Regions from separate parts of the Mus musculus genome. Here region 2 is linked to region 1. Evidence: chromatin loops called from intact Hi-C (ENCODE). Cell type or tissue: left cerebral cortex. All regions are shown on one strand. Links, peaks and the distances in the headings refer to the core of each region. The heading gives the core; the rest is flanking DNA. Region 1 holds the start of Snupn (snurportin 1). Region 2 holds the start of Ptpn9 (protein tyrosine phosphatase, non-receptor type 9).

Region 1 (15,741 bases), core at 5,111-13,110:
GCCATGGTGTCTGTTCACAGCAGTAAAACCCTAACTAAGACACCACCTACCCAAAATGAACAAATCTCCTCCAATGAATCCATGACCTAATGAAATGGATAGTACTCAAAAGAAGAAACACAAATAGCCAATTAATACTTTTTCAAATATTCAGCAGGGGCCAGTGTGATGGTCCAGAGGGTAAAGGCATTTGCTGCCAAGTCTGAGGAACTAAGTCTGATCCCTAGGATCCACATGGTGAGAGAGGAATCAGTTACCAAGAGTTGTCCGCTGGCTCCACATACAACTATAGATGCACACCAACCCACAAGTAAGTACGTGTAAATTCTAATGATGGTCAACATCCTAAGTCATCAGGAAAATATAAATTAAAACCACACTGAGGGGCTGGAGATACGGCTCAGGGAGTCAGAGCACTTGCCCTTGCAGAGGTCCCAGGGTCAGTTCACAGCGCCCACGTGGTCATTCTTAATCTTTTGTAACTCCAGGTCTGGCCTCTTCTGATCTCCATGGATATAAGGCAACACATACATGCAGGCAAGTGCTCATACAAATAAAAAAATACAATTTTAATTAAAAAACACTTTGATGGGTCTGGAGAGATGGCTCAGCAGTTACAGTTAAGAGCCCTGACTGCTCTTCCAGAGGTCCTGAGTTCAATTCCCAGCAATCACATAGTGGCTCACGACCATCTGTAATGAGATCTGGTGCCCTCTTCTGGTGTGTCTGAAGACAGATACAGTGTACTCATGTACATAAAACAAATAAATATATCTTTAAAAAAAACAACACTTTGATATTTCATCTCAGTACAATCAGAATAGCTATCACAAACAAAACAAATAACAAATACTGGAGAGGATTGCGGAAATATGAATTTATAATTATGATGGTGGCAGTATAGGACTGCTTAGCTATTATGGAAATCAGTATAGATATTTCTAAAAAAAATTTTTAAATAGAGCTATATAAATGACACAGCAATACCATTTGTGCTGGCTAATTTTATGACAACTATGACAAAAACCAGAGTCATCTTGGAACAAAGAACATCAATTTTTAAAAAAATGTCCCATGAGCAGGAGAGTCAGCTCAGCAGTTAAGAGCACTTACTGCTCTTGTAGGAGACCTGGATTTAACTGAAAGCTCACCACAGCCTGTAACTCCCAGTTCCAGGGCTCAATGGCTTCTTCTGAATTCCAAGGTCTCCTACACTCGCTTGCTGCACAAACATACACTTAGACAAACATATACACATACAGATATAAATGAATAAATAAATAATTTAAAAAGGAAAGAAGGGCTGGAGAGATGGCTCAGTGGTTAAGAGCACTGACTGCTCTTCCAGAGGTCCTGGGTTCAATTCCCAGGAACCACATGGTGGTTCACAACCATCTGTAATGGGGTCTGAGGAGAGCAATGGTGTACTCATATATATAAAATAAACAAATAAATCTTTAAAAATTGTTTAAAAAATAATTTTTAGAAAGAAAGAACCAAGGCCAGGCATGGTGACACACGTGGCCTTAATTCCAGCACTTAGGAGACAGAGGCAAATCCAGTTTACATAGAGTTCCAGGACAGCTGGGGCAACATTTCAAAAAAAACAAAGAAAAGGAAAGTGTCCCCACCAGGCTGGCCTGTAAGCAAGCTTGTGGTACATTTTCCCCAATTAATTAATGTATTTATTCATTTTACATCCTGATCACAACACCCTCCCAGCCTCCCAGTCCTCCCTCTCCTTCACCCCTGAGAATGGAAAGTCTCCCTAGGTACCGGGTTAATTTACTCTATTGGTCTTATGGAGTCCCCATCCCCTCTGGGTTCTTCAATCCTTCTCCCCAACTCTTCCACAAGACTTCTCGAGCTCTGTCTAATGTTTGGTTGTGGTACTTTTCTTGACCCAGTCCACTATGGGCAGTGCCCTCGGGCAGGTAGGTGATCCTTCGTGCTACAAGAAATGAGGCTGAGTAAGCCTTGAAAAGCAAGCCAATAAGGAAAATTCCTCCATAGCCTCTGCATCAGTTTCTGCCTCCAAGTTACTGCCCTCACTCCCTCAGTGACAGACTGTTAGCTGGAATTGTAAACCCTTTTCTCTTTAAGTTGATTTTGGTTATAGTGTTTTATTACAGAAATAAAAAGCTAACTAAGGGTGGGTGTGGTGGCACACGCTTTTAATCCCAGCACTTGGGAGGCAGACATAGGCGGATTTCTGAGTTCGAGGTCAGCTTGGTCTACAAAGTGAGTTCCAGGACAGCCAGGGCTATACAGAGAAACCCTGTTTTGAAGAAAAACAAAACAAAACAAAAACAAAAAGCTAACGAAGACACTGCTTCTGGATGTATACCCAAAGGAGGCTATGTCTTCCCAGCCTTCTTTCTGCTTTCCTGTTATGTGTGGGGTTTTTTGGTGGTGGTGGCTTTTTTTATTTTTAATTTTTTTATTTTTATTTTTTGGTCCTCTCCCTCTTTAAAAAGACTTACTTTTATTTTCCATTTTCTATGTATGAGTGTTTTGCCTGTGTGTATATACATGCAACATGAACAAGCCTGATGCAATCAGAGGCCAGAAGAGGGCATCAGGTCCCTGGAACTGGAGTTACAGACATGTGCAGATCCATGTTTATTGCTGCATTATTCACAATACCAAAGAAATGGGACCAGCTTAGAAATGGAACAGAAGAGGTGATAAAAATATGGCACACAACAGCCAGGTTAGCACACCTTTAATCCCAGCACTTGGGAGGCAGATCTTTGTGAGTTCCAGGCCACGCAGGGCTGACTAACATGAGACCCTGGATCTATAAAGCATTGTTTTAAGTGAGGTAATGATAATAATTGATAGCAGGGTGTGGTGGTGCACACCTTTAAGCCCAGCACTTGGGAGGCAGAGGCAGGTGGAGTTCTGAGTTCGAGGCTAGCCTGGTCTACAGAGTGAGTTCCAGGACAGCCAGGGCTACACAGAGAAGCCCTGTCTTGAAAAACCAAAAAAAAAAGTAAATGAAAAAAATATCTAATAAAAAAATGTGGGGGTAAAAAAGATGTTTAAAAAAAAAAAAAACAGGGGTTTGGGGGAGAACATATGTGACAGGAGAGCAGAAAGAAGGCTGGGAGAAAGGTACAACAGGGAGAACACGTGACTAAAAAGGTGGTAGCCAGGTACAGAAGCACAGTCACATAACCACAGCACCCAGAAGGATCACTGCAAACTGAAGGCCAGGCTGGTTTATATAATGAGCTCCAAGACAGTCAGGAATACACTAGAGAGACCGTGTTCTCAAACAACAAAAATGTGGTGATTCACACCTATAATATCATGACCTCACTTCACAGGGTGAGGAATGAGGATGACAAGTTAAAGGCCTGGATGGGCTACAGAGTAAGCGCACAACCAGCCTGCTAACCTGGCAAGACCTTAATTATCTCAGAAAGAAAAAGAAAACAGGTTGGAACCAGGCTCACCAATACCTAAAATCCCAGCACTGGGGGGGATCATGGAGGATGGCAGGAAGGGCGGACCAGCAATTCAAAGTCAGTCTCAGATTCTTAGGGAATTCTAGATATGTGTGGGTCTATTGAGACCCTGTCTCAAAAAAAAAAAAAAAAAAAAAAAAACAGGCTGGAGAAATGGCTCAGGAGCTAGGAGCACTTGTCACTCTTACGGAGGAATTAGATTCAATCCCCAGCACCAACACAGTGGCTCACAACAAATCTGATACTCTCTTCTGGCCTCTGTGAGCACTAGACAAGCACATGGCACACATACATATAGTGAGGCACGTAATAAACTAAATCGTTTTTTAAAGGGGGTAGCTGGAATTATAACTCAATAGAGGAGTGTTTCCATTGCATGTGTGATGTCCCTAGGTCCAATTCCCAGTTCTGCAATCTGGTCCGTCAATGTAGCTAAGCAGCTGGCTTTGTAGCCCAGTGACAGTGCTTGGTTTTGATTGATTTGGGGATGGAGTGAGGTTAGTGAGCATCTTAACCATTCAAATATACAGTTCTGCAGTGGGAAGTACCTTTACACTGTTATCAACTGTTTCCATCTTGCAAGAATGCACAGGACAGGATAGGACAGGGTGGAAGGGTACTGGAGAGATGGTTCAGCCATTAGGTTAAAAGTACTGGTTGCGGGGCTGGAGAGATGGCTTGGCGGTTCAGAGCACTGACTGCTCTGCCAGAGGTCCTGAGTTCAATTCCCAGCAACCACATGGTGGCTCACAACCATCTGTAATGAGATCTGATGCACTCTTCTAGTGTGTGTCTGAAGACAGTTGCAGTGTACTCATATAAATAAAAATAAATAAATCTTAAAAACACACACAGCACTAGTTAAAAAAAAAAAAAAAAAAGAGAGTACTGGTTGCTCTTCCAGAGGACCTGGGTTTCATGTGGTAATTCATGACCACCTGTAAACCAATTCCAGGGAACTAACTGGAACTCTCTTCTGACTTTCTTCCCAGCATGGCACCCATGTGGTGTGCAGACATGTAGGCAAAACACACATACACATATGCATATAGGAAAATAAACAAATAAAAGAACAAAGGATGGTGCCATACCTCCACTTGGTAAAGTACTTGCCAAAGTGCGCACCATATTTGCACCAAGCCTTGGGTCTGAAACCCAGGAGAAAAAGAAGAAAGCTGCATTCCTATATCCTAAGACATTAAAAATACTTTTTTTTTTTTCTGTTTTGTTTTGTTTTGGGGACAGGTTTTCTGTCCTGGAACTCTCCTTGTAGTCCAGGCTGGCCTCGAACTCATAGAGACCTGCCTGCCTTCTGAGTGCTGAGATTAAAGGTATGCAACCACCACACCCGGCTAAGAATACTTTCTAAGAAAATTTGTTAAAAGTGACTATTATCAGTGTGGATTTAAGGTGTGCATCAGAGTGTTTGTAAAATAACCGGGAGTATTCAGTAGATAATTACTGAGCTTCCCCGTCAAGGTATCCTGAAGTATGCCATAGAAATGATCCCTAACAGGACCTTACGTGTCATACACCTGCAATGGCAGCAAGGCAGGAGGCCGAGGAAAAGAAGCGAACTAATTCCTAAGTGTCAGGCTCACCCAAGCCTCTTCTCCAGCCCAATAGATGCTCCCACCACACGTCCGTGAACTCTGCCGCCCTCCCCGCTACTGTCTCTCTAGCAATGGAGTCGTTTGTCTTTCGGTTACAGAATTCTCCCTGCCACACATAAATGTTCCTCATGAGTTTGAGCCAGACTGCCTGGAATACAACGACAAAAATATGGCCAAGTCCAAGTCCCCAAGACTGGCCAGCCTCCCCAGGTAACGGCTGCGAAGCCAGCCCTGGGTCATCAGAAGAAGTTTGAGCTTGCGGCTGAGAGAACGCCAAACTAGACAGGGCCAGACTTACCGCACGTCCGTACCACTCGCGCACGCCGCCAGTGCCTGTGCCGACTGACCAATTAGGTGCCTTAGCGGAGCTAGACACGCCCCGCTCAAGCTTGCACTCGAACTTCCGGCTCCGCCTACCGTGGTGCATCGCGGGAGTTGAGTCGGGCAGGACATTACTTCCGCCCTGAACTGAGCGACTCTTCTCCCTAGGGAGGGGCTTCCAGATTTGGTTTAGGCTTTTTCGGGATTCTAGCGAGATTGTCCGCGATACGGAGCCTTCAGTACTGATCGCAAACTTGCCCCGGATCCTTTCACTGACAAAACCGTGACTTCGTGGCCGCCACCTCTCCGGGTGTGCCCAAACTCGAGAGTTGCACTGACAGCCCTTTTGTCTTGCTTGTGCGATTTTCTGAATGGCTTTCAGGTTTCGAACTAATAAACGTTTCTTCCCTTCCTTTTTCCTTTCCCTTTCTTTCTTTCTTTCTTTCTTTCTTTCTTTCTTTCTTTCTTTCTTTCTTTCTCTTTCTTTCTTTCTTTCTCTCTCTCTTTCTCTCTCTCCTTTCTCTCTCTTCTCTCTTTCTTTCTTTTTCTTTCTTTCTTTCTTTCTTTCTTTCTCTCTCTTTCTCTTTCTCTCTCTCTTTCTCTCTCTTTCTCTCTCTCTTCCTCTCTCTCTCTCTCTCTCTCTCTCTCTCTCTCTCTCTCTCTCTTTCTTTGTATAGCCCTGGCTGTCCTGGAACTCACTTTGTAGACCAGGCTGGCCTCGAACTCTGAAATCCGCCTGCTTCTGCCTCCCGAGTGCTGGGATTAAAGGCGTGCAGGCGTGCGCCACCACTGCTATCCCTATTCTCCTTTCTAACATGACGCGGAAAGGGACCTGGCTCGATTCCTGATAGGTAACGTTCAGCATTTGAGTGCAGCACTTAGTCCGGTTTGAAAGTAGTTACATGAGTGACCGAGATTTAGGAGACCCTAAGCAAACCCATACATCGTGTCTGCAGGGTAAGACTTCTAGCATGTAAAATGAAAACAGGACTTGCTACTTAATGCTTATAATGTGAGCCAGATGCGTTGCTTCTAACACCTCAATGAACTGGGGTGTGGCTAGGGATGTTGCTCAGCAATCAATGTGTTTGTATAGCCTGCGCTAAACTTGCAGTGGCACCACCCTGTAATCGAACAACAGGGGGTGAAAGCAGGACTGGCTGGTAGTGCTAGCACATGCCTTTAATGCCAGCTTTCAAGAGGCAGAGAAAGGCAGATCTCTAAGTTAAAGGACAGCCTGGTCTGCAGAGTTCCTGGAAAGTCAGGAGCCCTGTGGGTGGTGGTGGGGGAGTAATTTGGCCAGGGTTGTCAGGAACCATAATGGGACAAGCTAATAACTAGCAGTTGATCATCCTGAAGTGGCCTGCTTCGGATTATTATTATTTTTTCTTTTCTTTTTTTTTTTTTTTTTTTTTGGTTTTTCGAGACAGGGTTTCTCTGTATAGCCCTGGCTGTCCTGGAACTCACTTTGTAGACCAGGCTGGCCTCGAACTCAGAAATCCGCCTGCCTCTGCCTCCCAAGTGCTGGAATTAAAGGCGTGCGCCACCACCACCCGGCTCGGATTATTATATAATTTGTGACAGGTGAGCCCTTATTAAGCGAGGCTGTAAGGGACTCATTTTAGGAGAGATTCCTGCTATTAATATGCTTCTCCTGTTATTATTAAATATATATAACAATCACTAAGTAGTAGCACACCCCTTTGGAGTAGATCTCTGTAAATCAACGAAGTTGTACTATCTTCTAGTGATGCTATATAGACAAATAGATGACTTAAGTCTTAATAATGATCCTATAAGAATTCCTAAAATTATATCCATGACTATTAAGCTCTTTTATAATAGGACTGCTATTAGGTCCTTTTCTGATAGTCAAAACTGCAATGAGAACTCTGCCAGTCTCCCTAGTGTCACCAGTTAATTGCTCTTAGATGGTAACCAGACTTTCTCCTACATTCCAAGAGGTTGTAAAACAATTACCCAAAGATTATAAAAGGGGAACTAACGATTTATTACAGGTGCTAGGACAGAAGATAAGATATTGACTGGGTTTATCTATACAAAACTTGACTTATAACTTAGTTGTGGGTTTTTTTTTTTTTTTTTTTTTTTGAGACAGGGTTTCTCTGTATAGCCCTGGCTGTCCTGGAGCTCACTTTGTAGACCAGGCTGGCCTCGAACTCAGAAATCCGCCTGCCTTTGCCTCTCCAGTGCTGGGATCAAAGGCGTGCGCCACCACGCCCGGCTTTTAGTTGTGGTTTTAAACCTTCGGTGAACCTGTGGAGCTGAGACAAGTGATGGATGTTTAGCTAGATAACTACTCCTAATGGATATGCATGGAAACAATCTGTTGTAAACTTCTATTTCAATTTATATTTGATTTTCTATGTGAACTTTTGATGTACTTTTTAACATATGATCATGTAATCTTAAAGATGTTTAAGGTCTGAGGACAAAGAGTCAGATTTGAGGGACTGAGGTGAGAGGAACGGAGGTGAGAACTGAGCTGAGAGAGGAACTGGGCTGAGGAGAGGTTTTTTTTTTTTTAAGATTTATTTATTTATTATATGTAAGTACACTGTAGCTGTCTTCAGACACACCAGAAGAGGGAGTCAGATCTCATTACGGATGGTTGTGAGCCACCATGTGGTTGCTGAGATTTGAACTCCTGACCTTCGGAAGAGCAGTCGGGTGCTCTTACTCATTGAGCCATCTCACCAGCCCCCGAGGAGAAGTTTTTAGACAACACTTTTTATATTAGAAGGAGAATGCAGAGTGGAATAACTTGGAAATTATAGGTAACATAAAATACTAAGAGAGCAATGTGCAGAATGCAGAGGGAAAGAGGAAAAAAGAAGATGTCACAGAGAGCAGAAGGAGCAGGCAGGCTTCTCCTTACCATGGGACAGAACAGGTCCCATGGTGAGGACAAGGCAGGTTTAGTTTTATTAAACGGAACAAAGCTCTTTTTCTTAAAAACACGGGTTTAATTCACTTAGCATTAAAAGGGTAGAAGCCTTTTCTTTCTCTATGCAATAAAGATTGGAGCGCATTTTTCATCCAGAATGTGTGAGTTCTTTCTGCACCGGTGCTTGGTCTTTTGCTCCATATGCATATGTCAATATGGATGTGTGTGTCAGTATATAATTGTGAGAATGTATGCAAACTTACCACACCAAGGTGCCACTCACACATACTGCCAGTACCTATGGGAACTGACCCATTTTCTGAATGACTCTGAGTTCTCAACCATCTATAACGGGATCTGGTGCCCTCTTCTGGCATGCAAGTGTACATGCAGATAGAGCATCTGCATATATACCCTTTTTTTTTTCTTTTTTTAAAAAAATTAGGTATTTTCCTCATTTACATTTCCAATGCTATCCCAAAAGTCCCCCATACCCTCCCCCCCACTCCCACTTTTTGGCCCTGGCGTTTCCCTGTACTGGGGCTTATAAAGTTTGCGTGTCCAATGGGCCTTTCTTTCCAGTGATGGCCATCTTTTGATACATATGCAGCTAGAGTCAAGAGCTCCGGGGTACTGGTTAGTTCATAATGTTGTTCCACCTATAGGGTTGCAGATCCCTTTAGCTCCTTGGGTATTTTCTCTAGCTCCTACATTGGGGGCCCTGTGATCCATTCAATAGCTGACTGTGAGCATCCAGTTATGTGTTTGCTAGGCCCTGGCGTAGTCTCTCTAGAGACAGCTATATCAGGGTCCCATCAGCAAAATCTTGCTAGTATATGCAATGGTGTCAGCGTTTGGAGGCTGATTATGGGATGGATCCCTGGATATGGCAGTCTCTAGATGGTCCATCCTTTTGTCTCAGCTCCAAACTTTGTCTCTGTAACTCCTTCCATGGGTGTTTTGTTCCCAATTCTAAGGGGCAAAGTGTCCATACTTTGGTCTTCGTTCTTCTTGAGTTTCATGTGTTTTACAAATTGTAACTTATATATTGGGTATTCTAAGTTTCTGGGCTAATATCCACTTATCAGTGAGTACATATTATTTGAGTTCTTTTGTGATTGGGTTACCTCACTCAGGATAATGCCCTCCAGGTTCAACCATTTGCCTAGGAATTTCATAAATTCATCCTTTTTAATAGCTGAGTAGTACTCCATTGTGTAAATGTACCACATTTTTTGTATCCATTCCTCTGTTGAGGGGCATCTGGGTTCTTTCCAGTTTCTGGCTATTATAAATAAGGCTGCTATGAACATAGTGGAGCATGTTTCTTTCTTACTAGTTGGAACATCTTCTGGATATATGCCCAGGAGAGGTATTGCAGGATCCTCCGGTAGTACCATGTCCAATTTTCTGAGAAACCGCCAGACTGATTTCCAGAGTGGTTGTACAAGCTTGCAATCCCTCCAACAGTGGAGGAGTGTTCCCCTTTCTCCACATCCTCGCCAGCATCTGCTGTCACCTGAATTTTTTTATCTTAGCCATTCTGACTTAACATTTTTTCAGGTGTTTCTCAGCCATTCGGTATTCCTCAGGTGAGAATTCTTTGTTTAGCTCTGAGCCCCATTTTTTAATGGGGTTATTTGACTTTCTGGAGTCCACCTTCTTGAGTTATTTATATATATTGGCATACATACCCTTTTAAAAAAACTTAACAAAGAAAAATTCTAACTAACTGAAAGTGCTTGGACCCACCCAGCTTTAGTCTTTTTATTTTGAGACAGGGTCTGGCTCTGTAGCCTATGCTGACCTCAAACTCTGAGCAGCCTTCCTGCCTCCACATCCCAATAGCTGGGATTACAGGTGTATGCTACCACACCTGGCTTCAGCTTTGACATTTATAAAATCGGGGAAATCTATAATATGTAGCCTAGAGCCTATCACAAGAGTGACATCCCTTTCCTATTCCATACTTTGCATTTCAAGTGAGCCTGACCAATCCTGCCTTGTACTGGGGGATAAGGGAGAAGGTTAGACTGACGGTTAAAATCATCTGCCAGCCTAAGATGACCCAAGTGGCCAACTCTAAACTAAGTCAATGATTCCCATCTGGCATGTTATTAAGGTCATGTGGACAGAATCACATCTGTATTTGAATCTACTGTTGAAGACTGAAACCCATGTTGAAGCCTGCTCCCTAGTTTAAAATCATCCCTGGCTTTGCTGTAACCCTTTTGTTTCATGCCTGCAAGCATTTCATGATGCTAAGGAAGTCAGCAGCTTGACTATAGACACAGAAAAATAGTCTGGCTCAGAGCAAGGCCAACCATATATCCTGAGGTTTATTATTATTATTGTTCTTGGAAATTCCCCAACTGTAGCCTTCACTAGAGCCAAGCAAGATAGAGGACAGCTTGAACTGTTCTCTAAACTATTAAAAACACTTGGAAAAAAGGCAGACCACCCTACAACCTTCCCCACACACGTATATGTGTTCATTATAGTTTTTTTTTCCCTATATAAACTGACCCTGGAAAATATTCATGGTCATAGCTTTCAGAACCTGAGTCTGAGCCATGTCCCTGATCCAGCAGTCCTGGGTGGTGTGGTCAGTAAACCAGCCCCATTTAACTGGGATGGTGTCTGAATGGTTTGTGTGGCGATTCCCAGACTTTAATATCCTCTACCTTGATCTCTGGGGTAGACCCATAATTCCTGCTTTGAAAAATCTCCACTCAGGAACCTAAACCTTAGGATTTAGAATTGGAACAGTGGTTCATAATCAAAGGGGAGGTGCCAGCTGAGCATCTTGGCACATGTCTTTAATCCCAGCACTTGGGAGGCAAAGGCAAGCAATTTCTATGAGTTTAAAGGAAGCCTGGTAAGTTCCAGGACAATTAGAGCTACAGAGTGGGACTATGGCTCTTTTTTTTTTTTTTTTTTTTTTTGGTTTTTCGAGACAGGGTTTCTCTGTGTAGCCCTGACTGTCCTGGAACTCAGTCTGTAGACCAGGCTGGCCTCGAACTCAGAAATCTGCCTGCCTCTGCCTCCCGAGTGCTGGGATTAAAGGTGTGCACCACCATGCCCGGCTGGGACCATGTCTCAAAAAGCAAAAAAGAAAAGAAAATACCACCAGGCCAGAATGAATGAATGCTGAAATAGGGCATTCACAACCCAACTGCCAGAACTCAAGATGGGACAGACATCTGAGTTCTCAAGGCAGAGCCACAACCAAGCCTAGCAGAGAGGGGCAGATACAACTCCTGGAAGGTGAAGGGACAGATCTCTCTTTGGCCATTGAGAATCGGAATTTCTCTAGGAATACACGCTGGGAGAAGAAAAATGCTGAAGCCTCCTGCCAGCCGCAGGAAGAAACTGTCTCCTGGATAACTGTTCCAACAACTTATTAGAGGCCACCTTACCCAAGAGTCCTTTGGCTTAATTTTCACCTTTTATTTAAGCTTGAACCTCTTGTCAAGACCTTAAAGATGGATAGGAAGGCAGTTTACTGGACACTTCTGCCTCGGTCTCCTGAGTAACTGGAATATGAGTCTATAAATCTTTTATTGGTGTGTTCAGTGGAATTCACCATGCCTGAGCTTCATCTTCCTGTTTTTAGGAAGGATAAAGGGTAGGGATCGAGTTTCGAAAGTCTCTTGCAGTGTAGGCTGGCCAGGAACACCTCAAGCAGTGGATGACCTTTGATCCTTCATTTCTGGAGCTCTGAGATTGGTGAATACAGCACATCCCATTTTTCTTCCTCCTTTTCAATAGTCAGCTGACTCCAGGTTAAATATATTCAGTCATCAAGAGAGGCCAGTTAATATTGAATTTATAATTCTATTTTCATTCTATTCATTTTTTGTTTCAGGGATACTGGGGACTAAACCCTAAGACTCTCACATTCTAACCAAGTGCTTTTCGCTGGCTAACTGAGCCATTCTATTCTTAATCTAAGGGAAGCCTTAGCCCTTTATAGCCAGTCCTTTGGGGTCTCATGCAGTCGCCCAGGCTAGCACAGATTTACACTTAGCTCTAGGAAGGTTTAAGCTTCTAATTCCCAGCTTTTTCCAAGCTAATTAGCCCAAGCTAATTTCCCATGTAGCTTGGATTACAGATCTACATCACAAGGTCTAATTTCTAGTTATTGTTGTTTATAAAGATTTATTTTTAGTTTGTGTGCATGTTTTGCCTAAATATATGTATATTGCACCACAAGCATGCCTGCTATTCAAGGAAGCCAGAGAAGAACATTGAATCTTAGGACTGAGGTTACATGGTGCTGTGAGCTGCCTGATGTATGTTCTGGGAATCAAATCAAGGGCCTCTGCAAGAGCAGCAAGTGCTCTTAACCTCTAAGCCATCTCCACAGTGTAGCTAGACTTTGGCTATTTGTAGGTTCTTTCTTCCACCCTTCTCTACCCTGTCCCCACCTTTTCAAACTCCTAACACTAGATAGAAAAAAGGTAGAGAGGAAAGGGGTCAACGTTATCGTTTGACTACTTCCTGCAGATTGGAGGCCTCGGATTCCTTCAGGTAAGTTTGATCTTCACCGTCAAGATATATTTATTTTTCTTTGCAAATGACTACTTAAAAACCAACAACCCACTAACCTATCGGGGTTCTAGCATTTATATACCTTCTGAAAAGCACCCAGAATTCCAAGTATCACGGAATCGAAGAAACTATCGGCAGCTGGCAGAATCACACCCCGACCAGAGCATGAGGCAAACCATATTCAGCTGCTGTGGGCAGTAAGGAGCAGCCTCATATCCCACACCTGGGATTAAAATGAAAACATATTCTTATATTTCTGTGTGTGTGTGTTTAAAGAAACCAAACTGCCAACATTGTCACTACACCCCAGCCCCCTTCAAGTTCCCTTTTAACATTTTATTTTGAGATACAGTCTCACTAAGTTACTCAGGCTAACTAACCATGAATAAACCTGAGAGCCTCCTGCCTCTACTACCAAGCTCATCGAAATAAAAAGCTTTTGAGCTGAAAAGATGGTTTAGTGATTGTCTTAGTTAGGATTACTATTGTTGTAATGAAATACCATGAAGAAAGAAAGTTGGAGAAAAAAGGGTTTTATTTGACTTACACTTGGACATCACTGCTCATCATGGAAGGAAGTCAGGACAGGAACTCAAGCAGAACATGAACCTGAAGGCAGGAGCTGATGCAGAGCTCATGGAGGAGTGCTCCCTGCAGCTTGTTCCTCATGGCTTGCTCAGCTTGCTATTACTATACAAATCCAGGACCACCAGCACAGGGGTGGCCCCATGCACAGAGTGCTGGCCCTCCCCCATCAATCATTAGTTAAGGGTCCTATCCAGGCTTGCCTGCAGCCCGATCTCATGGAAGCATTTTCTTAATTGAGGCTCCCTCCTCTCCAAGGACTCTAGCATGTGTCAAGTTGACATAAAACTAGCCTGCACAGCAGGTAAGAGCGTATCTAGTCTTTCGGAGGACCTGAGTTCAATTCCCAGCACCCATATTAGGAAATTCAAAACTCCCTCTAACTCCAGCAAGCTCCAGGACATCCAATACCTCTGGCCCCTGCGGGCACTTGTATTCATAATAAGCACATAATTCACATGTATACACAATTAACAATAATAAATCAATTTTTTGGAAACAGGGGTTTTCTGTGTAGCCCTGCCGTCGTGGAACTTGTTCTGTAGATCACACTGGCCTTGAATTTAAGAGGTTAGCTTCCTTTTGCCACCCAAATGCTGGGATTAAAGGTGTGTTCTACCATCAGCCAGCAGTAAATCTAAATAAAACAAAATAGAAAACCTTTTGAGTTGAATGTGGTAATATACACTTGAGGTCCCTGCTACTCAGGAAGCTGGAGGCAGAAGGGTCACTGCTTGGGTTCAAGAACTGTAAACCAGCCTGGACAACATAAAGACCCTGCTTCCAATATTAAGCTGGGTGTGGTGGCACCTGCCTTTAATCTCAGCATTTGGGAGACAGAGGCTGGTGGATCTCTTGAGTTCAAGACCAGGATGGTCTACAGAGTGAGCTCCAGGATAGCCAGTGCTACATTGAGACCATGTCTCATCTCCTACCTTTCAACCCCACCCCTCCTCCCACAACAAAACAAAACCCAAAAAACACAAACGATGAGCTAGGCATGGTGATGCACACTTTAATCCCAGTACCCAAAAGACCTGCAGGAATTCTCTGAATCCAAGACCTGTTTAGTCTACACAGTGAGGTCCAGGTCAGCTACAGCTAAATGGTAAGACGCTACAAATAATTTAAAAAGTAAAAGGAGCCAGGCAGTGATGGTACATGCCTTTATCCCGGCATTCTGGGGCAGAGGCAGGCAGATAGATCTCTGAGTTTGAGGCCAGCATAATCTACAATGTGAGCTCCAGGACTGCCAAAACTACACAGAGAAACTCCATCTCGAAAAACCAAAAGAGTCAAAGAACTAGGCTATAGCTTAGTGATGTGTGTAGCCTGCATGGAGAAAAGAAAGGATTGGCTTTTGCTGCCAGGAGATGCAATAAACACTCTGAGGCAAGTTGCCATAGCTACTTTTGGAAAAGATTTATTTATTCTCATTTTGTGTATATGAGTGCTTGCCTGAATGTATGTATGTATATCACCTGCATGACTGGTGCTCAGAGGTCAAAAGCAGGCACTGAATCCTGGGAACTGGAGTTATACATAGTACATATACAAAGTACCATATGGGCAATGGACATCAAACCTAGGTTCTCTGCAAGAAAAGCAAGTACCCTGAACTGCGAAGGTCTCTCAAGCCCTATGCCATAGTTATGTAACAGGGCCCCAGACCTTAGTAGGCCTGCAGACCTCACACAACCGACTCCATGATGGCAGTGCCATTCAGGCTGTAAAACAATGAAAACAAATACCTAATCCATCAAAGTCCATAGCTCTGGAAACGTCTCTCAAAGTACTACTTTTGGGCTTTTGTAATTCCACTTCTGGCAAACTGTTCTTGTTAAGTGTGTCAACCCAAAACGTGATTTTTATGCTTTAAAGCTCACCCTGGAAAAGGCTCAGTGTAGTGGACTGAGGGCCAAAAGATTTGGTAGTGACTTAAACCTATGTCCAAACAGTACTCTCTGGTGAATACCCCCAAGTTATTTATAACAAACATACACAAACATACAGCTGGGCTGTGCCACCTCTCCAGATCATTCTTTTTTGTTTTGTTGTTTTTCGGAGACAGGGTTTCTCTGTGTAGCCCTGGCTGTCCTGGAACTCACTTTGTAGACCAGACTGGCCTCGAACTCAGAAATCCGCCTGCCTCTGCCTCCCAAGTTCTGGGATTAAAGGCGTGCGCCACCATGCCTGACATTCTCCGGATTACTCTTGTTCTTCTCCTTTTGTTTTAGACAGGATTTCTCTGTGTAGTCCTGGCTATCCTGGAACTCACTGTAAACCA
Region 2 (15,741 bases), core at 4,970-12,969, 47 kb before region 1:
CCCTGAGTCAAAATAACAACAACAACAACAGATATTTAAAAGAATCTATTATGAAAAAAAAACCCAAAGTATAAAATTAGAATTGATTTTTGAAAGCTATACTATGTTGAGGGAACAAGGACAGCAGAGGGGTAAGATGTAGCTGCTAGAGTTTTCCAGTATCATGGAGGATCCACAAGGATTAGCCACCAGAGGAACTGGATTTTAATAAGGCTTACAAGATCAGATTTTAGTTGTTGCACCCAGAGATTGAGTTACCGTTGTTTCTGAACTAAGTTTGTGTTGTGTTTTCCTTCACATGCTCGTCTGGGAGGGTTCAAGAGAGAAAGGTACGGCAGCAAAGTGTGGGTTTGCCAGATGTGCACCACAAAGGCTGTGGGGGATTTGAAGCACGGGGCTGGCTTGGCAATGACCGGCCAGTGGGAACCTAGAGAACTGGGTGGAGCTGTTTCAGGAGCTCCAGGCCAAAGAGTCTCCACAAGGTAAAACAGGTCAGCCGTTGCCCACCATAGTGTGGCCAGCTAGGCCACCAAGGCTGAGAGTTGCCAGCGTGGGAAGTGCCAGGTTTTTTTTTTTGTTTTTGTTTTTGTTTTTTTTTAAATAGTTCCCACAACAATACTATAAAGAAGCCAGGCGTGGTGGCGCACGCCTTTAATCCCAGCACTTGGGAGGCAGAGGCAGGTGGATTTCTGAGTTCGAGGCCAGCCTGGTCTACAAAGCGAGTTCCAGGACAGCCAGGGCTACACAGAGAAACCCTGTCTCAGAAAAAAACCAAAGAAACAAACAAACGGGGCTGGTGAGATGGCTCAGCAGTTAAGAGTGCCGACTGCTCTTCCAAAGGTCCTGAGTTCAAATCCCAGAAACCACATGGTGGTTCACAACCACCCATTATGAAATCTGATGCTCTCTTCTGGAGTGTCTGAAGACAGCTACAGTGTACTTACATTAAATAAATAAATAAATAAATAAATAAATAAATATTTTTTAAAAGAAACAAACAAAAACAAAAAAACCCAATACTATAAAGATTCAAAGTACTCATTTTCTCACAGTCATAAAAGCCAACACAGTAGAGAAACTGCCCAGAATACACAAATCCAAGTTTGATCCACAGCAACACACACACCAGAACACTAGAGAGATGCCTCAACAGTTAAAAGTGGGTGCTGGTCTTCCAGAGGACCAGTTCACAACTGCCTGTAACTCCAGCTCCAGGGGATACAACGTCCTCTTCTGGATATTTCGGACACTCCACTCATATGCACAAACCTACCCTCAAACACACATATATGCATATAAATAAAATACACAGACACACAGACACACAGACACACACACATATATTATCAACCAGGAGTGATCTTTCTACTGGTCTACAAAGCAAGTTCCAGGCTAGCCAAGGTCAAAAGGTCTCCCTGTCTCAAAAAAGTAAACTAAATATTAATAATATTAAAAAAACCACTAAGTATATAGATCCCAGGGTGAATTGAAACAGTTGTTCCTCCTTAGGATTGTTTTCAGTAACTAAATCCCCAAAAGTTCAATATGCAAAGGAATGTAGTAGTGGCTAGCTCGATTGACTGTTTACAGTCACACTAAGTGCTCCAGTGAGTCCTTTTTAGTATTTACAATGCTATGAGAGCTGAAATAAGGATTTTCTTTACAAGCTTTGCAAATAAACATTAATAGATAACTCATGGCAGTGATTTTCCAAGGCCAATCTGAGCCAGATAATGAAATCATGTCTTAAAAAACCAAGCAAGGAATGGTAGCACAAACTTTTGGTATCAGCACTCAGGAAGCACAGATAGAAGAATAGGAGTTTAAGGCCAGCCCGACCTATTTAGCAAGTTCTAGGCTAACCTGGTCTATAGTGAGAACACTGGCTCGATTTTTTTTTAATTTGTAATTCATTAAAAATTTTTTTAAAAAAACTAGTACTGAGTAGTGTAGATCATTATTAGATCATATGTTTAGCATTCATTGGATCTTAAGTTCAATCCTTAGCACTAATATAATATAATATAATGCTTGTTATCAGCATACTGGAGATTAATTTCTTTTTATGTAGAAGAATATAAATTATTGAAACCATTGTTAGTTGGCAATGAATAGAATTATAAGTACTTAAGAGAATTACCATGCTGAGCATGGTGGCGCACGTCTTTAATCCCAGCACTTGGGAGGCAGAGGCAGGCAGATTTCTGAGTTCGAGGCCTGCCTGGTCTATAAACTGAGTTCCAGGACAGCCAGGGCTATATAGAGAAACCCTGTCTCAAAAAACAAAAAAACAAACAAACAAAAAAAGGAGAATTACTATATTGTCCTACACCATCAATTGCTACTGGAATAACCATATAACCATGTAAGACTTTACAAGGCTATAGTTACTTAATTTAAGTATCATTATCCAGTTCTAGTTGAGTCACTATTTATGGTTTATTCATTTTTCAGTGTGTGTGTATCTGTGTCTTGTGGGTCCCGTACTCAGCAATTAGGCCAGGATGTCTGGCCAGGGAGCCCAGGATCCTCCTGTCTCCACCTCCCCAGCTCCTTGGTTACAAGTGTTCACCACCAACACCCAGAACTTCTTTGTGAATTCTGGGAATCAAATCAAGTCTTCACGTTTACAAGGTAAGCAATTTACTAAAAAAAGCTATCTCCCCAACCCCTGTCCCCTCTCTGTGAAACAGGATCTCACTCTTTAGTCCAGATTGGCCTGAAACTCATGGCAATCCTCCAACTTCAACTTCCTAGGTTGAGATTACAATGTGAGCCACCATGACTTTCTGTAGGCATACTTTCTCTTTAGCTTTTTATTGAGTTCTTACAGCTACCACCCTTCCAACATTTATTCCACCCTAATCCATTCCAATCCCCCAACACTTGATAGGAGAGAGGAAGTTTGAGGGAAAGGGGGGCATAGACCTCTTTAGACTACTTCCTGCTGATTAAGGGCTTTGGGTTCCTTGGGGCAAGTCCAGTCTCCACAGTCAGGATATCTCCAACAAAAAAATATTCCTAGCAGCGCTGATTTGGAAGGTGGACAGGCTGAAGGGAAGATGAAACCAGATTTGCAATCTGAGTTTAGCTTCTCAACTATGCTATAGGATCAGACAGGAGGCCAGAGCCTCCACTCAGCAGGTAAACATGCTTGCCGCTAAGCTTGACCACCTCAGTACAATCTTTGGATCACACCTGGTGGAAGGAGAAAACCAGTTCCTGAAAGCTGTCCTCTCTGACCTCTACATTCCTGCCATGGCACTTGTAATATCTGTGGCATATACACAAATATTAAAAAAATTTTAAAGTAAACTCTTATTGGGATAAAACACTAATCTAGACAAGAGTGATTGTGATCATAGTCAGGGTGACAGCCTGAAGCTCACAAATTAAAGAGATACTTAAGAAAGCCTGATAATACATTTTATACAAATGATACATTTTATACAAGGAATAAGGGCAATAAAATGTCCAAAATTAGCCTGGTGGTGGTGGCACACGCCTTTAATCCCAGCACTTGGGAGGCAGAGGCAAGCGGATTTCTGAGTTCGAGGTCAGTCTGGTCTACAGAGTGAGTTCCAGGACAGCCAGGGCAATACAGAGAAACCCTGTCTTGAAAAAGCCAAAAACAAAAACAAAAACAAAAAAACAAAAAAAAGTGTCCAAAATTTTGATTGGCATGACTACAGAAAGACATATTTAATCTTCAGGAGAGAGTAGTCCACAGTAGCTATAAAGCAGTGGGAACATTCCAAAAAGACTAACTCCACCCTTTATATGCTAGTCAGTATAATCTCCTAATTGATTACCGAATAGGGTTCCATGACAGAGAATAAGAATAGCTCAACAGTACAGTGCCTTCCTCAAACATAAAAGGCTCTGGGGTCTACCCCCTTTCCACAAAGAGCTAAGTAAACAAGTAGACATACAAAATAAGACCCAACTAACCTAACGATTTTCTTTTTCTTTCTTTTTTTTTTTTCAAACTCTTTTTCTTTTTTGGAACATAGTTTCACTATTTAGCCCTGACTGGCCTGAAAATCACTCAGAGATCTTCCAACTCTGCCTCCCCAGTGCCACCAAGACTGACCTTAAGCATACCTTTTATAGCCAATGTGGTGGCGCACACCTTTAATCACTACACTCTGGAGGCAGAAGCTGGGGATCTTCAAGGCCAGCCTAATGTACAGAGCAAGTTCCAGGACAGCCAGGAAACTCTGTCTCAAACAAACAAACAAACAAACAAACAAACAAACAAAAAGAAAAGAAGAGGAGGAAGAGGAAGAGGAAGAGGAAGAGGAAGAGGAAGAGGAAGAGGAGGAAGACCTTTTATGCCCAGTATAGTGGAGCAAGCCTATAATCCCAACACTCAGGAAAACTCTGATAGTCAGGCATGGTGTTACATGACTTTAATCCCAGCACATGGAAGGAACAGACAGGTGGATCTCTGTGAAATTAAGGCCAGCCTGCTCTACAAGCTGTTCCACACCAGGCAAGGCTACATAGGGAAACTTCGACTTTTAATTAATTAATTAGCTAATTAATTAATTAGAAAACTAAAAAAATGTTTTATTGAACTAAAATAAGAAACTATTATATTTGTCTTTCAACATTTTGGAGTAACTACAAAGTCTGGCATTGGAAACCAGACATGGTTTGAGTGTGTGTTTTTGTTTGGCTGAGGTTTTTTCCTAGGTCATAGTTATTTAATTTCTATTTGTTCTTTTATAAGGTAGAGAAAGAAACCTCCAGTTACAATACTAATTCTGTGGATTACAGGTTCCTTTTCTTTCTTCTTTCTTTCTTTCTTTCTTTCTTTCTTTCTTTCTTTCCTTCTTTTTTCCTTTTTTCAAGATAGGGTTTCTCTGTTCTCCCCTAACTATCCTGGAACCTGCTGTGTAGGACAGGCTGGCCTCAAACTCAGATCCCTCTGCCTCCTGAGTGCGGGAATCAAAGGTGTGTATCACTACAGCTGGCCACATCAGAGTATTCTTTTTTTTTTTTTTTTAATTTAATTTTTTTTTTTTTTTTTTTTTTTTTTTTTTGGTTTTTCGAGACAGGGTTTCTCTGTGTAGCCCTGGCTGCCCTGGAACTCACTCTATAGACCAGGCTGACCTGGAACTCAGAAATTCACCTGCCTCTGCCTCCCAAGTGCTGGGATTAAAGGCATGCCCCACCACTGCCCCGCTGACACATACACATCTTAATATAAAGTGGTATATATAGTGTACAACAGAAACATACACATCTTAAGAACATTTAAGGAATGAAAGAAAAATAATGAATGTGTTAAAAAAAAAAAGTCACCCAGTGTATAATAAATAAATAAAAATAAATCAACCTGTGGTGCAGTAGTGACCCACACCTTTAGTCCCAGCACTCAGGAAGCAGAGGCAGGTGGATCTCTGTGAGTTCCAGGCCAGCATGTTGAGATGCTGCAGGTTGAGAGCTTCAGGACAGACAAGGCTAGTTACACCAAGAAACTCTGTCTCAAAAAAAAAAAAAAAAAAAAAAAAAAAAAAAAAAAATCAAGGTAACACATTAGTAGGGAGGCCTTTCCCAGTCCTGGCAGAGTGGCTCCTTGGCCCTTGGCCACCTGCTTGCACTGTCTCACTAGCATTTTGAAAACACTGTTGCAGTTACCAAGCTGTTACCACTATTTGCAAATTTGTTTTTAAAAAGGTATTCTTAAATTTTTTTTTTTTTACTGGAGAGATGGCTCAGAGGTTAAGAGCACTGACTGCTCTTCCAGAGGTCCTGAGTTCAATTCCCAGCAACCACACCGTGGCTCACAACCATCTGTAATGGGATCCAATGCCCTCTTCTGGTATGTCTACCCTCTTCTGAATGTCTGCCCTCTTCTGGTGTGTCTGAAGACAGCTACAGTATACTCATATACATAAAATAAGTAAATTTAAAAAAAAATTTTTTTTTACTCATGCTGAGTTTATTTAAAGTCAATAAGAGTATAGGTCTGGGGGAAATTAAAAAAACAAAACAAAACAAAAACATCATTTCCACAGAAAGCATGACTTTTCCAAAAGAAAATTCAAGGGCTTTTTAAAAATCAGGTCTTGGGGCTGGAGAGAGCACTGGCTACTCTTTCAGAGGACCTAGGTTCAATTCCCAACACTCACATGGCAGTCACAGGTATCCATAATCCATCTCCAAGTGAGTTGACACCCCCACACAGACATATATGCAAGCAAAACACCAATGCAAATAAAATAAAAATAAATAAACCATAAAAAGGTCTTTAAAAAAAAACCATTAAACCAATGTTAGTTTGTCAAAATAGACATCTCCCCACTCCAGATTGTGTTAGCAAATGTGGGCCTGTGAACTAGGGCGTGAGAGTGTGAAACGGATCATTACCAGCATGTCTCACCTTTTCCTCTTTCATTTATTTTGTAAGGTACAAGCAGATTATGGCCATATTTGAGCACAGCTTCTGTTTGGATATGAGCAGTGCCAAGGAGAGAAGAGCAAGAGCCCAATCCGTGGGGTTCTGAATCTCATCTAGTCCGTGTTTCCACAGCTGGAATATGGGGGGGGGGGTGTAAAGTTATAAGAGCGCTCGCTAGGCTTCTCGCTTACAGAAACCCCTCAAATGATAACGCAAGCTACTACTTTCTGGGAATTTAAGATCTCAAGCTTTAAAAAGGGACAATGGAACTCCAGTGTGGGCTTCAGAAAGATGGAGACTGTCAGATGAGGTGGGGGCAGGGAAATGGGGACGAGGGTAAGAGCCTAGCCTGGGAAAGCAGAATAGGGAGGTCAAGGCCAGGGACTTGGGGAGCTAGAAAAGGAACAGATCTTTCAGGATCTGTCCAAGTAGGCCCGTCACAGCAGTCTGAAAGCCTGAAGGGCTCCTTTGAGAATCTGGGCCACCTCTTTACCAGCGCTACCTCCCCCCATCTTGGGAACGGAGACAACCACCTAGGAATCCTCCCCCCAAATGGCTTTCCTTGCCCTTGAAAACAACGGACCCTCGAGAAAAAAAAAAAAAAATGCAAACGCTTCCAGAGAGTAGAAGGGCCTGGGACAAGGTGTCCTGCAGTCATCCAGTGGGGAGCCCGCCCCAGTTCGAGGAACTTTAATATTCATTGAAATGGAGCAGCACGGACCCCCCCCCCCCCGGAAGTCTCGAAGCATAAGAATCTCAGAGCCAGGGGTCCCACGGCTCCGGGGCTGGGCTGGGCGATGGCCTGGGGCGCGGTCTCCGGCCCGGGGAGGCCAGCCCGCAGGCCTGAAATGCGAGCAGGAGCCGCTGAGGGCCCGGGGCGAGGAGCGCAGCCCGGCGAACAGAGGCCGGCCTAGGCCTCGGAGGCTCGGACACACCCACCGCTGCAGCGGCGCTTACCTGCTCCTCCTCGGGGGTCAGCTCCGGCGCCATGTCCGGCCGGGGCGCGGTCGCCGGCTCCATCCCGCCGCCGCCGGGGCAGGTCTGGTGGGCGAGCGCCAGAACCCGCTGCACTCGCGCTCCGCTTCTGTGGCCCGGCGCCTCAGCAGCTCTCGGTCGGCTCGCGCATGGTGCGAGCGCCCGGCGCCCGCGGCGGCTGCCAACGCCGCTCCTGCTGGCCGGGGAGAGCCCGCTGTCGCTCCCCGCGGAGAGGAAATGCCTCCTGTTTGCTTCACTCCTTTCCTCACGCCACCCCTCCTGTCCTGAGGAGGAGAAAGTGCGGGCGAGGAACTAACAGCAGTTCGAGGTCTGCTTGGCTTTCTTTCTTTTTTAGGAGTCCACAACTTTTACAGCCACCGCGAAGGCGCCTGGCGGGAGTTGGAGGCCGTCGGCCTTCCGAGCCGCTTAACCCCCGGGGCAGAGCTCGCCGGCGCCTCGAGACCGCCCAGCCCGGGCGTCCACGGGGATGCGGGCCCTGCGAACTGCTCCGTGGCCTCGCGGCCCAGTTCCTCAAAAGCCGCCGCGGAGACAGGGAGGGCGGGCGCGAGCGAGCGAGGAAAAGGCGTCCCCCTCCCGGCTCAGGGCCAGCGCTGCGGCCTGCGCCGCGTCCGCCCGAGCCCCCCACGGCTCCATTGAGAAACTGAGCATCTCATTCACAAACAGGAGCCGGGGAGGGCCGGGCCGGACGGGGACGTTGTCCGAGAGGGGGAGACAGAGAGGAGCTGGGAGGAGGGGAGGCTGAGCGGAACGGAGCGGCGCGGCGGGGGAGGGGCTGCGGGGACGAGAGGCGACTCCCCTACGGGAGCGGGAGGGAGACGCGACTGGGAGTTAAAAGAATCCAAAACTGCGCGAGGACCGGTGCCCTTCCCGGTATTCACGGGCGGCTTCTACCTATTCGTGGTAGGGTCTGAAAGGTTGCCTGTGAGGTCCAAGATGCCTCGGATCTGACAGATAAGCAAGGGCCGCATTTCTTTGCTCAATGAATGTATCCTGTAGTCCAGCATCATTGTAGCTAATTGTAATCGGGTACAAAGAGAGAGTGAGGAAGAGACAGAGAGAGACATCCTGTTTCAGAATTCATTCAGGAAGCCCACAGCCTTTGCAAATGCATGATTTTACTCTAGGGTAAACAGCAGAGTCTGGGTCTCTCAGGATAGGAGCATTGAGAAGGCAGGGCTGGGCCTACTGTGATTTTTTTTATCATGTTAGACCAAAGATAAGTATTCTAGAAGGATTTCAAGAAATCGGAGTGCCACAACTAGTCCCCCCAGGACTGAAGTCCAGAAAGAACCAGGGGATGGGTCTTCGGAAAAGAAAATGCTATAGGTTTTGATGCCCATCTTGGAGAACTTTTTAAAAAATAAATTATATATATTCTTAACTCCATTTTGGCACCAGTGCAATAGCAGCTTCAGGGTTACCTCTGCTAAGTTTTTTCCTTTGTGTGTGTGGAGGGTCAGGGGGCCAGGAAAGACAGAGTTTTGAGAAAGGATCTCTATGTACCCCTGGCTGTCCCAAAATTGGCTGTGTAGACCAAGCTGGCCTTGAACTCACAGAGATCTGCCTCTTGAGTGAAGGAATTAAAGGCATGTCCATGCCTCCTTGCCCCTCAACTATGTTAGTTTGTCTTTTGCCACCAGTAAAATGAACTCTACGCTGAACTCAGGAACCTACTCAGGAGTTGGTTTCAGTATTGAAACTGGAAGACAGTCTATAACAAGTCTATCTGCACACCAGACACTGCACTATGCACTGGAGTTAAAATAAGACAGTATAAGATAATGGAAGATGTATCAGGAAGTAAAATAATGAAGACACTCAGGGACTCGCGTGATGGGTCAGTGGTTAAGAATACTGGCTGACCTTGGAGTGGATCTGGGTTCAATTCTAGTACCCACGTGGTAGTATAGAACTTTTAAGGAGCATGTGATGTATAAACATACATCAGGAAAAAAAAAACACCCATACATGTTGTACTGGCTAGTTTTGTGTCAACTTGACACAGCTGGAGTTATCACAGAGAAAGGACCTTCAGTTGAGGAAATGCCTCCATGAGATCCAACTGTAAGGCATTTTCTCAATTAGTGATCAAGGGGGAAAGGCCCCTTGTGGGTAGGACCATCTCTGGGCTGGTAGTCTTGGGTTTTATAAGAGAGCAGGCTGAGCAAGCCAGGGGAGGCAAGCCAGTAAAGAACATCCCTCCATGGCCTCTGCATCAGCTCCTGCTTTCTGACCTGCTTGAGTTCCAGTCCTGCATCCTTTGGTGACCAACAGCAGTATGGAAATGTAAGCCGAATAAACCCTTTCCTCCCCAACTTGCTTCTTGGTCATGATGTTTGTGCAGGAATAGAAACCCTGACTAAGACAAATTGGTACCAGCAGAGTGGGGTATTCCTGTGACAATCTGACCATGTTTTGGGGAGGACTGTGGAAGGACTTTAGAACGTTGTGCTTGAAGATCCATCCGTTGTTAAGAGCTCTGTCAGATGTTGTGTAGGAGCTTGGAAGATAATGTTGAGAACACCGCAGAAGATGGAGCTCTGGTTTGTGAAATTTCAGAGGGAAAATTAAAGACTCTTTTCAGGGCCATTGCTGTTTTGATTGTGAAGATTCTGTAGTTCTGGTTAGCTGGGGCTGAAGAATCAGCTGTGATTAACAAGATACCAGAACTACCAAAGCAAAAACTTTGCATTACTGGGACTATTGATGCTGGTTAGCTGGAGCTAAGAAATTAGCGGTGATTAAGAAGAGACCAGCATCATTGAGGTGACATCTTCTGGGAAGTGTTTTCTGAAAGCACAAAGAGGCTGTGTTCCAGAGATGGCCAAGGTTGTACTCCTGCTGCAGCAGGACTTGGTAATATGTAAGGTTCACCCAGGTGGTACTGGTTTTGAAGGCATGAAGGGGTCACGCAAAGCAGCTGAGGCTCGGTACTGTGAGAGGCCATGGAAGGCCATTGGTGAAGGTGCAGCCTCAGTTGCAATTGAAGGCCCAGGACTGAAGGGGTCATGCAGTGTTTTGGAGATGCCAGTACCATGAGATGACCACCAAGAGCAGCAGCAGCAGTGGGGTACAGGCATCTGGAGCCTAGAGGATGATGTGTGTGCTACAAAGGGCCTGGCTGGAGAAGTGACCCAAGCCCTTGGAGGAGCCCAGAAGATCGTGAGTTGGATCCCAGACATTGGACAGTTGGAGATTGACTTTTGCTTTTGATTGTGACTGTGCCCTGATATTTTCCCTCTTGAAGGAAGAAACTGTTTTAGTGGAGCCCACAGTTAAGAGACTTTTAATTGTAAAAAGACTTTGGATTTTAAAAAAGATGGATATTTTAAAGAGATTGAAATTTTAAGAATATGTAAAGGCTGTGGGACTTTTAAAGTTATTTAGACCTTGGGGATGAATAAGAATGTAAGGGTTGAGGCTTACTAGTGATGTTTTTGTGTGTCAAGTTGACAAGGGGTCAATTGTACTGGCTAGTTTTGTGTCAACTTGACACAGCTGGAGTTATCACAGAGAAAGGACCTTCAGTTGAGGAAATGCCTCCATGAGATCCAACTGTAAGGCATTTTCTCAATTAGTGATCAAGGGGGAAAGGCCCCTTGTGGGTGGGACCATCTCTGGGCTGGTAGTCTTGGGTTTTATAAGAGAGCAGGCTGAGCAAGCCAGGGGAGGCAAGCCAGTAAAGAACATCCCTCCATGGCCTCTGCATCAGCTCCTGCTTTCTGACCTGCTTGAGTTCCAGTCCTGCATCCTTTGGTGACCAACAGCAGTATGGAAATGTAAGCCGAATAAACCCTTTCCTCCCCAACTTGCTTCTTGGTCATGATTTTTGTGCAGGAATAGAAACCCTGACTAAGACACATGTTAAACTTTTTAAAAATGCAAGACTCAAATAATATGCATATGTAGCCATACTTTTCAGTCCCCTTTATTGGGTTCTTATATCTACCACCCTTCTCCTTGCTAGACCCTTCCAACCCCTCAACACTAGGTAGGAGAGGAAGAAGGTTAGAGGGGAAAAAGGGGTATAGAACTCTTTAGACTACTTCCTGTTGATTAGGAGCATCCAGTTCCTAGGGGCAAGTGCCAGTCTCCATTGACAAGAGTATCCCAACCAGCAATCTAGCAATAGCAGCAAAAGGCACCAGCAGCAGCCGCCGACACAGGCCCTCTCAGGGCTCTCAAATTTATACATTCTCAAGTCCCCATAATTCCAAGCATAACTGTCTGCAGCTGCCAAAAATCATGCCCCTCCTAGAGCATAAGACAAATCATAGTTATCAGCTATGAACAATCTGAAGCAGCCCCCCCCCATAGACTCATGTGTAGCCCATAGGGAGCAATAATATTAGATATGGCATTGCCAGAGTAGGTGTGGCCTTGTTGGAGGAAGTGTTTCACTGTGAGGGGAAGGGGAGGGGCTTTGGAGTCTCATGTATGTTCACACTATGCCTGGTGTAGCGGTCTCCTTCTGATGCCTTCGGATCAAGATGTAGAATCTCAGCTCTGTCTCCACCTTTCTAAGAGTTGCCTTAGTCATGTTGTCTCTTCACAGCAATATACACCTAAGACATTAACAAAGTCCTATTTTGTTCCCTTCCAGTCATTTCTGCTTTGAAGGGCAACCACTGTTTTGGCTCAGTATAGCTTTACTAGTGTATTTAAATAGTCATTTAGATGGACATTGGTGGTACATACCTTTGATCCCAGCAGTCAGAAGGCAAAGTGAGGAAGGTGGATCTCTAAATCCAACTTGGTCTATAGAACCCAGGGCAGCCAGGGTTACATGGTGAAACATTGTCTCCAAAATATAACTAAATAAAACAAACAGTCATTTAAACAAATGTAGAAGCTCTAGAACTAACTTGAGGAGTTGGGAGGAGACAGCAGAATAAAACAGTATCAGAAATTACAGGACACACAGGCCACCAAGCCCACGAATTGATAGAAGCTTCTTCCAGTGTGAGATGAAGAGATAATCCTCCCTTCTGCCAGAGTGTGTGGCTGGAACTTTGGCTCACTGTGAGAGTGACAGCAACAAGCAGACCCCAGTGCTGAGAACAGATTAAACACGGAATTTAGAATCCAGTGATTTGTTCTTGTGGCTCTTCAGCCATATGTTCTGCAGGTGTAATTGGAGATGACATGTTTCATTGGCAAGCCACTATGGGATCTAAGGGCAGTCCCTATTAAGGTGGTGCTTTAAAAAAAATCATTATACTACAGATTCCTCTTTATACAACCAATTAACTTATAATCTAAACATTAGCAGTAATGGTAAAATTTGTATCAATATCATGAGATCACAATGGTTTCCTGCTTTAAGTTCTCTCTCTCTCTCTCTCTCTCTCTCTCTCTCTCTCTCTCTCTCTCTCTGTTTTTGGTTTGAGACAGGGCTTCTCTGTGTAGTCCTGGTTGTCATGGAACTCTATAGATGAAGCTGGCCAAGAACTCAGAGATCCACCTGCCTCTGCCTCCTGAGTGCTGGGATTAAAGGTGCAAACAGCCATACCCAGTTGAAAGGTCTTTGTTGTTTGTTTTCATTTTTGACAGTTCCCCTCGGTAACCCTGGCTGACCTGGAGCTCCCTAGGAAGACTAGGGTGGTACCAACAAACCTGCCGTCATCTTTCTGCATCTCTCTCAGTGCTGGGATTAGAAGTATCCACCAACATGTCCAGTTTGCATTGGTTTTGACTTTTTTTTTTTTTTTTTTGAGATAGGGTCTCATATAGTCCAGACTGTTCTCAAACTTACTTTTTAGCCACAGATGCAAAACTATCTTTAAATCCCGGTTGCCCAAATGCTGGATGACAGACACGCTCCCTCTCATCCAGCATTCTAAGGGTCTTCTACCCATCTGTCCACTGTGATGTAAATCAAATTCAGACAACTCTTTAGTGCCAGAGAGTGCACAGATCTATAAAACAGTCTGCCTGATATTTAACGTAGCAGCGAAAAAAAAGATGCAAGTTGTCAGTGGATGAATGATCAACTAGTTGCCCCACTAGTAAATTTTTTCAATAACATTGAATAAACCAAATAAGAAAGAAATGGCAATAGCTGTATGCTAAAAAACCACTGGACACAGACAAACAGACAGACAGACAGTTCCTACCTACTTCTACTCCTTTGGCACTTCTGCCCAGTGATTTGAGGGCACCTGCAGCCCGAGATGCAGCCACCCACGACATTCCCATTGAGATGAAACATGAGCCCAGGCTTTTTAACCCAGTCTACCAGTGTGGTGAGGAGAGAGAATAAAGGATGCAGTTTAACTGAGTACAGGAAGCTTGGGGAGATTTCAAGGTGCAAATGTATGAGGACCTGCAGATGAATAAAGGAAGTTTGCTAGAACTGTTGCTGATCAGAAGCTCAACACAATGTTTGGAAATGAATGAGACACAAAAAACTAAGTACAAAGCACCTAGCTGGGGCTGGTGAGATGGCTCAGTGGGTAAGAGCACCCGACTGCTCTTCCGAAGGTCCAGAGTTCAAATCCCAGCAACCACATGGTGGCTCACAACCATCCGTAACAAGAACTGACTCCCTCTTCTGGTGTGTCTGAAGACAGCTACAGTGTACTTACATATAATAATAAATAAAAAATCTTAAATAAAAAAAAAAAAAAAAAAAAAAGCACCTAGCTGGCTAGCTCTGCTCTCAGAGAAAAACTGTAGAAGAGCCAGAATCCAAATGCCCATCTAGCTTGAGTTCGTTTTCTTTTGAGGGGCCTCACTCTTCAGCCCAGGCTGGATGGAATTCAGGGCAGCTCTTCTGCCTTGGCTACCTAAGTGCTAGGATTGCAGGCATAGGTTGCCATGTTCTACTAGGTTTGTCTTGAACCTGTTCTTTTTCTGCTTAGCCTGTTTTTGGTTTTGTTGTTGTTGTTGTCCTTGTGAGATGGGTCTCCTGTAGTTCAGAACTCTATTTAGCTGAGGATGACCTTGAACTCCTGATCTGTCCTGTTTCCTGTGCTGGGATTATACGTGTTTATATGTATTTGACCACATGCAGTTAACTACCATCTGTTTTTGTCTGGCTGATTTTAGGTTTTTTTAAATTGCATTTATTTATTTACCATGTGTGTGGCACACATGCCTGTGCATACCATGCGTGTAAAACGACAATTTCAAGGGCCAGTTCTTTCAGTTGACATGGGGGTCTTAGGGATGGAACGCAAGTTGTCAGACTTGATGACAGCCACGTATCTCACTGGCCCCAAACTACCATTTTTTTTTTTGAAACAGGGTCTCACTATGTAGGCCTCCAACTGATCTAGAACTCTCTATATAGACCAGGCTGGGCTTTGAACTCACAAAGATCCACCTCCCTGTGACTCCAAGGTGCCGGGATTAAAGGTGTATATCACCAAACCTGACCCAACTACAGCCTTGAGCTAACAAAGTCAAGCATGGTATGGGTGTCCTGCTCAGACAGATCTCACATTACAGAGTGGATTGAAGAGGAAAAGACTGGGAGCAACATAATGACCATTAGGAACTTAGTGATAAATCATACTGTACATACACTGGAATAAACTGACATTGTATTCTTACCATATTTCCCAAAGACACTGTCCTAAATTATTTTTAATTAATTTATTTAATTATATTTAATTTTACTATCACTGGTCGTAATAGTATAGGTTTTTGATCCCAGCATTCAGGAGGCAGGCAGATCTTTGTGAACTCAAGGCTACTCTGGTCTACATAGTGAGTATTAGGCCAGCCAGGGCTTAAAAAAATATTTAAAAAGTTAAATAATTTTTATTTATCTAATCTCACCATAATACTATAAGAAGGGTAAAATCATAAATTTCATTTTACAAAAGATATTTGTTTCTGTGTGTATATATACATATATATGGCAACACACATATACATACATATATAGAAGACCTATATTACCAATACATACACATCCATTTAAAACATAAGGTGGAGACCGATTAAGGAAGAGATCCACCATTGACCTCTGATCTCCATGCACACTTGCACACACAGACACAAAGGACACCAGTGCCAAACATGCAGGCACACATCTGTAGACAATACAGGATGAACCCAAGTTTGACTTTCAAACTCCCACCAAAAAAGAAGGGTAGGGAGGGGAGGCCATGCATGTCCCACAGTTGGCAGAGTGCTTGTGTAGCATGCAGTGGCCCAGAGTTAGAGCTTGATTGCCAGCACTGCATGAAACCTGTAGCAGAGTTCAGAAGTGGACATAGGAGTAACAAAAAATTCAAAGTTAAGCCTAGCATAGTAGTATATGCCTTCAATCCCAGCAGAGGCAAGCATGAAGTCCAGGCTGTGAGTTCCTTATTTTCCTGTCTCTT

What was found. Hi-C counts contacts between places; a loop is a spot of excess contacts. Peaks named below come from ENCODE experiments on the same cell type or tissue, not always from the same donor. Only the 100,000 strongest peaks of a DNase experiment are listed, where the experiment ranks them.
Region 2: a loop joins it to region 1, with 1.9 times the contacts of the local background. A loop is called at or near these places in 14 of 42 quality-filtered maps.

Annotation. Positions count from the first base shown.
Region 1 is chr9:56,940,597-56,956,337 of GRCm38, reverse strand. Snupn (snurportin 1) reads right to left here and starts at 5,430. Exons shown (of 9, transcript NM_178374.4): 1 at 5,385-5,430. In left cerebral cortex, for the core only: a CTCF peak has its summit at 8,688 (motif pointing left); DNase peaks (open chromatin) are centred at 5,471 and 8,640; H3K4me3 peaks cover 1,072 bases; H3K27ac peaks cover 595 bases.
Region 2 is chr9:56,987,282-57,003,022 of GRCm38, reverse strand. Ptpn9 (protein tyrosine phosphatase, non-receptor type 9) reads right to left here and starts at 8,055. Exons shown (of 13, transcript NM_019651.2): 1 at 7,367-8,055. The coding sequence starts at 7,429. In left cerebral cortex, for the core only: CTCF peaks have their summits at 5,860 (motif pointing left) and 8,102; DNase peaks (open chromatin) are centred at 7,350, 7,681, 8,117, 8,891 and 1 more place; H3K4me3 peaks cover 2,686 bases; H3K27ac peaks cover 2,636 bases.